Regions from separate parts of the Mus musculus genome. Here region 2 is linked to region 1. A link is a loop called in an ENCODE intact Hi-C map of the cell type or tissue named here. Cell type or tissue: left cerebral cortex. All regions are shown on one strand. Each heading gives the region's core, and the rest is flanking DNA. Links, peaks and the distances in the headings are about the cores only. Region 1 has its middle 83 kb from the start of Glt1d1. Region 2 overlaps Tmem132d (transmembrane protein 132D).

Region 1 (2,922 bases), core at 326-2,825:
AGGCATACTGAAATTTATCCATGACAAAGGGCTAAAAAATAAAAATACATGAGAACAGATTTATGTTCCTTGGAAACAGAAAGGTTATAGCAGCCACAGAAATGCACCGCTAAATCACCTATCTGTGAAAACATCCACATGTCACCTCTCTCTACCCTAATGTCTGCAAGATGGCTGCTGGACTACCAGCCATCACACCTGAATTCTGCACGGCAAGACAGAGTGGCTCCTGTTTCTCATCGTGTCATTTAGATGATTCTATTCAGAATTTCTAGGTCACACCCCACATACTCAGACTGGAGATACACGGTATTGTCATTTAGGCAGATTGCCTCCCTGAGTAAAGCCATACTCTGTTGAAAAAAGAAGAAGGAGGAGGAGGAGGAGGAGGAGGAGGAGGAGAAGGGGAGGAGGAGGAGGAGGAGGAGGAGGAGGAGGAGGAGGAGGAGGAGGAGGAGGAAGAAAATAGATATAGATATTTGGCGTCCATGTGCAATTAGCATTCTTTGCCGGTAACCAAGAACTCATTGTTGAAAAGTCTCAGACCTTGTGTGGCCACAGGCACAAAAGCCTAACCAAGGCTGAGAAAGGTGTAAGAGGTGGCTGAATTGCTGGCTGTCACAGAGCCTAGAGACCTGGTGTGGTTCACCAAGCTCCATGCTTGATTAACTCAAGTGGCAAGCTGTCACCTGTGACCTGTCTGGGTCGTGCTAGCGCACTTCACACCTAGCACAATCTAGCTTGTCCCAGCTGAGTTACAACAAGTTATGTCCAACCTCTGACACTTCCACATAACACTGGCATCTATAAAAATCATACCCAAGAACCTCACAATCAAATCACAGGGGGAAAAAAAAATCTCAAAATATTTTAAGTAACTTTGTGATTTTTGTGTTCTACCACACTGATATCCATCCTTTATGTATCTCGGTGCAGCCCAGAGGTTGAGCATACCCGCTAGCTAGCCTCTCTCACCACAACCCAGCCCACACTGGTAAAAACAACAAAGGTAAATTATTTTAAAGATAAAGATGGTGGTGTTGTGTGGAACCAAGACATGAGACCTATAGTAACTGCCAAATTTGGTTTGTTTGCTTGTTTGTTTAGAGATAGGGTCTCAGAATGCTTACTATGTAGGCCCAGCTGTCCTAGAACTCATTGTGGAGAGACAAAGTTATTCTGTCTCTGCCTCTTGAGCCCTGGGATTAAAGGTTTGTACAACACACACACACACACACACACACACACACACACACAACCATGCCTGGCCCTGTGCACTTTCAGCCACTGCTCCAGCACCATGTCTGTCTGTCTGTTGGCATGCTGGTGATGGACTCTAACCCTCTCAACCTACCAACCCCAGTGACCTCTTCCTATATAAGTTGGTGTCTCCACCAGCAATAGGAGAGTGACAACTCCCGGGACATTCGTGTCTTGAACCTGTATTTAAATTTGCTGTGTTTGCCACCGGCTTCCTCATTCACCTGTGAGGTAAAATCTCCAGTGATCTCATTTATAAAACAATGTTGATAGCACTTGGAAAGCTTAAAGATTTGTTTTTGTTGTTTTGTTTTGTTTTTAATGTATCTCTATGTGTGTATGTGAGTACAGGTGCCCCTGGAGACCACTAGAGGGCGCCAGGTACTCTGGAGCTGGAGTTAAAGAAGGCTGGGAACCACCTCATGTGGATGCTGGGAATCAAACTGGGGTGCTCTGCAAGAGTAGTATACATTCTTAACCGCTGACCTGTCTCTTCAGCCCCAAGCATTTGGAAGTGTATGCGTGACATATTATTCACCCTTTGGATTGGGGGTAGTGGGTGGGACAAATCCCCCAGCGTGGCAGTGGGTCAACAGGTCCACAGACCTCTTTATCACTGTGCACATGCACAGCCTGCATGTACACAGTGATAAAGAGAAGCAGGGCGGGACCACAGGATCCTGCCTCTGATCTGCACATGGGGGTAAGAGCCTGCTTTGGCGGTGAACTTTTCCCTAATGAAAAATTCAGAAAAGCCCCCCCCCCATTTACAAACTTGTCGGGTTTGTTTTTAAATTACCTTGAGCAAGGACAATTTGAATGTAGTCTGTGTGAGTGCATTTCTCCAGCCACCTTTTCATGTGAGAAAGAGAATACTCTCTGTCTTGTAACTCTCTCTCTCTCTCTCTCTCTCTCTCTCTCTCTCTTTCAGTTTCTCTTATCTCCAGTCTGACAATTAAAACACAGATATGCCTGAGGCCTTCCAGACAGTTTCTGAGACACATTCAGACCTTGCACTGAAGGCCAGAACCTTTCTTCCCCAAAAGCCCTACTTTAGGATTCAGCCTTTGGTGTTCAGAATAGCAACTTTTTACTGACATTCAAAAGCTTCTGAAATCCCCAGTCCAGAACTTGACTCTAGGGCCTGCCTGGAGAAGACAGCTCCACTCAGTGATTAAGAACGTGTGCTACTTTCTCAAAAGGCCTGAGTTGAGTTACCAGCTCCCACACTGGGCACACACAGCTACCAGGAACCCCAGCTCCGGGTAATCTGACACCTTCTTCTGGTCTCAACAGGCAATGCACACACATGCACATACTCACATACATACACATAAATAAAAATAATTTAAAAGATAGAAATTGACTCTGATATCAGAATGGGTGCTGCCTACCTCAGCTCTCTACTGCAGAAAACTTGTGAGTGTCAATTTTCCACAGGTATGAGGTTTACACATATGCAGAAAGTACCCAAGTCAATGGTGGTGTATTATGCTGCACCCAGATACAAACAGATGTTTGTACAGACACGATAACATGGTAAGATAGCTTATGAGGCCTGTCCAGAGAGGAATCCTAGTCTTTTCTTTAACACTCATTAATAAGAATTCCTGCCATGATATTGTCAACAGGCTATGGTCCTTATACCATGCAACTTACCTA
Region 2 (2,922 bases), core at 109-2,608, 80 kb before region 1:
CTATCCCTGACCTGTATCATAGCCAGTGATTAGTGAATTCCTCACACCTGCTTCCTCTCCCTGTGCTGTCAAGCAAAGCACAAGTGAGGGGACCCATTCTCATCCCAGAATCCATCTTCGCATTCTACCCTGGGTCTACTCTCTACTAGAGCCAGTGAACCACAAACCAGCTGGCTCTTGGAAGAGTGCATTTATTCCCCCTGTAGTTCTGAAGACTAGGGATCAGGAATCAGGAATCTGTCTGGTATTGTTTGGCTTCCAATCAGACTTGTCTCATTCCTTACTCTCCCTGATCTCCACACTCATAGCACAGCCTCCTACCCCCATGGCCACAGTGTCTGCTCCCTTCCCCTAAATTACCAGTAGCCTTCTCAAAAGGACATCTAGAACAGAGCCAAAACCAACCCAAACATTTAAGGCTAATCCCCATCAATCAAGAGCCTTCACTTTGAGGCTAGCGAGATAGCTCAGGAGTTAAAAGTGCTCACCTTGAGAGTGTGAGGACCTGGGTTTGGATCTCCAAAACCCACATAAATACCAGGTGAGCATGGCAGCCTGTCTGTGATTTTAGCCTTGGAGGGCCGACACAAAGAACAAACTGCCGGGTGTGATTAGCCATTTAGATGAGCTCTGAATTTGACTAAGCAACTCTACCTTGATGGATAAGGTGAGCAATGGATGAAGGACAGATTTTTGACATCCACTTTTGTGTTCCTCATGCATATATATATATATATATATATATATATATATATACACACACACACACACATACACACACATGCTTACAAATGTGCACACACAGACACAAAGAGAAAAGTAAATAAATAATCAAATAAATAAACATATACAACTCTACTTACCACTCCAGTGGATCAAAGAACCTTAGTCACACCAGCAGGATCTGCTCTGATAGCTCTTCATTCAAAGAGACTGCCTGTGCCTGCTCTGCCTCACAATGATGAATCCCAAATATGGCACTACCCTATTCCCTGGTCTGTGGACTGCAATGAAGTTCACCTCCCCCTGCCCTGCTTCTCTCCCTCCTCCCCACCAGGTTTCTGACAGATGTGACTATGTCTTTGTCAATGGGAAAGAAATGAAGGGCAAGGTGAACGTGGTAGTCAGCTTCACCTACCAGCACCTGAGCAGCCCCCTGGAGATGACAGTGTGGGTACCACGGCTACCTCTGCAGATTGAGGTCTCAGACATGGAGTTGAACCAGATCAAGGGCTGGCGGGTCCCCATTGTCTCCAACAAAAGGTAGGTGTATATAAACATGTACATGTGAGAGTGCTTGAGTGTGTGCATGCATGCATACGTGTGTTGTACATTGAGCATCCATAGCAGAAAGTCATGTCCACTATGGTTAAACTTGAGGAGGGAAGCAGACAGATGGCTAGCTTCAGGTAAGAGTAGATACAAGGGTTCACATGGTGATTTACTGTGACCAAGTGCCTAGACTCTGCCTTGTAGGCAACTGGACTCCAGCCACAAGCACCACCTACAGAAAGATGAACTTGGGGGCGGGGAGGAAGTCATGTGGATGAGACTCGGGCTAAGAAGAGAACTGACTTTAGGAAGAAGCAAGTAACAGATGTCATTCCATAAGCCAGAGCAGATCAGAGTTTTTGGCCCTGGTGAGAAGTCTGAAGCTTGTCTGCCATAGCGTACCTGTCATACCATGGGGTGTAGCTTGGTAGAGAAGTTAGCCTCCCATCATCCATCAGAAGGCCAGATGAGGATGGAGAGGTAGAGTCACAATGCTCAGGCTCTGCTTTCTGAATGTCACTGCAGGGATGCCTGTGCACATAGTCATACACTGGAGACATTTCAAGTGTCAGGGTAAGCATGAGTCCTGTCACATAAGGAGAGACTCCTGTGGGCTATGGGTGCATAGCAGAGGCGAGAATCAGTTGTCACTCCAGAGGACCTTGTTATTCTTCACCTTTGAAGTTCACCCCTCTAGTCCTGTGACCTCTGGAAGAGGCTATAGCTGGAGGACAAAGGTGGTGGATGCAGCAGACAGTGGGAAGATAGTCCTTAGAGATATTTCTTTGGAAAACTGGCTTGCCAGGAGCTGGGATAGATGATGGAGTGGGTGGTGGTGGTGGTGGTGGTGATGATGATGATGATGTAGTTGGCAAATACCTAGCCAGGTCTGGTAAATGGTAGTCTCAGATGCCACCATAGCTGATGGGCTCCCTCAGAAGTGGACAGTCAACATGTGAATGGAAGTTGAGTTGATAGTGGGAATGGACCAGTGTATACAAGATATCAGAGAAGGAACAGCCAACATCTGTCCATTTGGAGCCACCTGTTCCTGTCTGTCTTGATTATAGTATCTCACTAACCTTGTGATAAATGCTTGTCTCTTTTGGGTGACAACCCAGGCATATTAGCCACATATTACTGTATGTCCTGGTTGGCCCTGATTGTTAACTTGACACAGCCAAGAATCATCAGAGTGGAAAATCTCTATTGAGGAATTGCCTGGATTGGGTTGATCTATGTGATTGTAGGGAATTGTCTTAATTATTAATTGCTCACTCTTGGTAGCATGACACAAGTGGTCATGGGCTAGATAAGAGAGCTAGCTAAGCATGAGTCAGAAAGCCAGCAGACAGCATGGACCTTCTCTTCAAGTTCTCACTTGAGTTCCTGCCCCAGCTTCCCTCAATGATGGATTCTGACTGAGAAGTGTAAGCCAAAAAAAAAAAAAAAAAAAAAAAAACCCTGCCTCCCCAAGTTGCTCTTGGTCAAGAGCGCTTTTATCAAAGCAACAGAAAGGAAACCTGGAAACACTGTATGATCAGGACCTTAATCTGAAACTCAGTATGGCTTGAAGAACGGTGTGTTTAGACTCCCAGATTCTGCACAGGAGCAGTTGGGTGTGGCTTACTGAAGTCCCAGGAGCTGAGG

What was found. Hi-C counts contacts between places; a loop is a spot of excess contacts. Peaks named below come from ENCODE experiments on the same cell type or tissue, not always from the same donor. Only the 100,000 strongest peaks of a DNase experiment are listed, where the experiment ranks them.
Region 2: it touches region 1 in a loop (2.0-fold over the local background); 2 of 42 quality-filtered maps call a loop at or near these places.

Annotation. Positions count from the first base shown.
Region 1 is chr5:127,714,271-127,717,192 of GRCm38, reverse strand. No RefSeq gene overlaps it. Among named protein-coding and RNA genes, the nearest start is that of Glt1d1, 83 kb to the right of the region's middle. In left cerebral cortex, for the core only: a CTCF peak has its summit at 1,637 (motif pointing right); no DNase peak of the experiment used is centred there.
Region 2 is chr5:127,794,239-127,797,160 of GRCm38, reverse strand. It overlaps Tmem132d (transmembrane protein 132D), which reads left to right. Exons shown (of 9, transcript NM_172885.2): 6 at 1,058-1,263. Among named protein-coding and RNA genes, the nearest start is that of Glt1d1, 160 kb to the right of the region's middle. In left cerebral cortex, for the core only: no CTCF peak of the experiment used is centred there; a DNase peak (open chromatin) is centred at 1,543.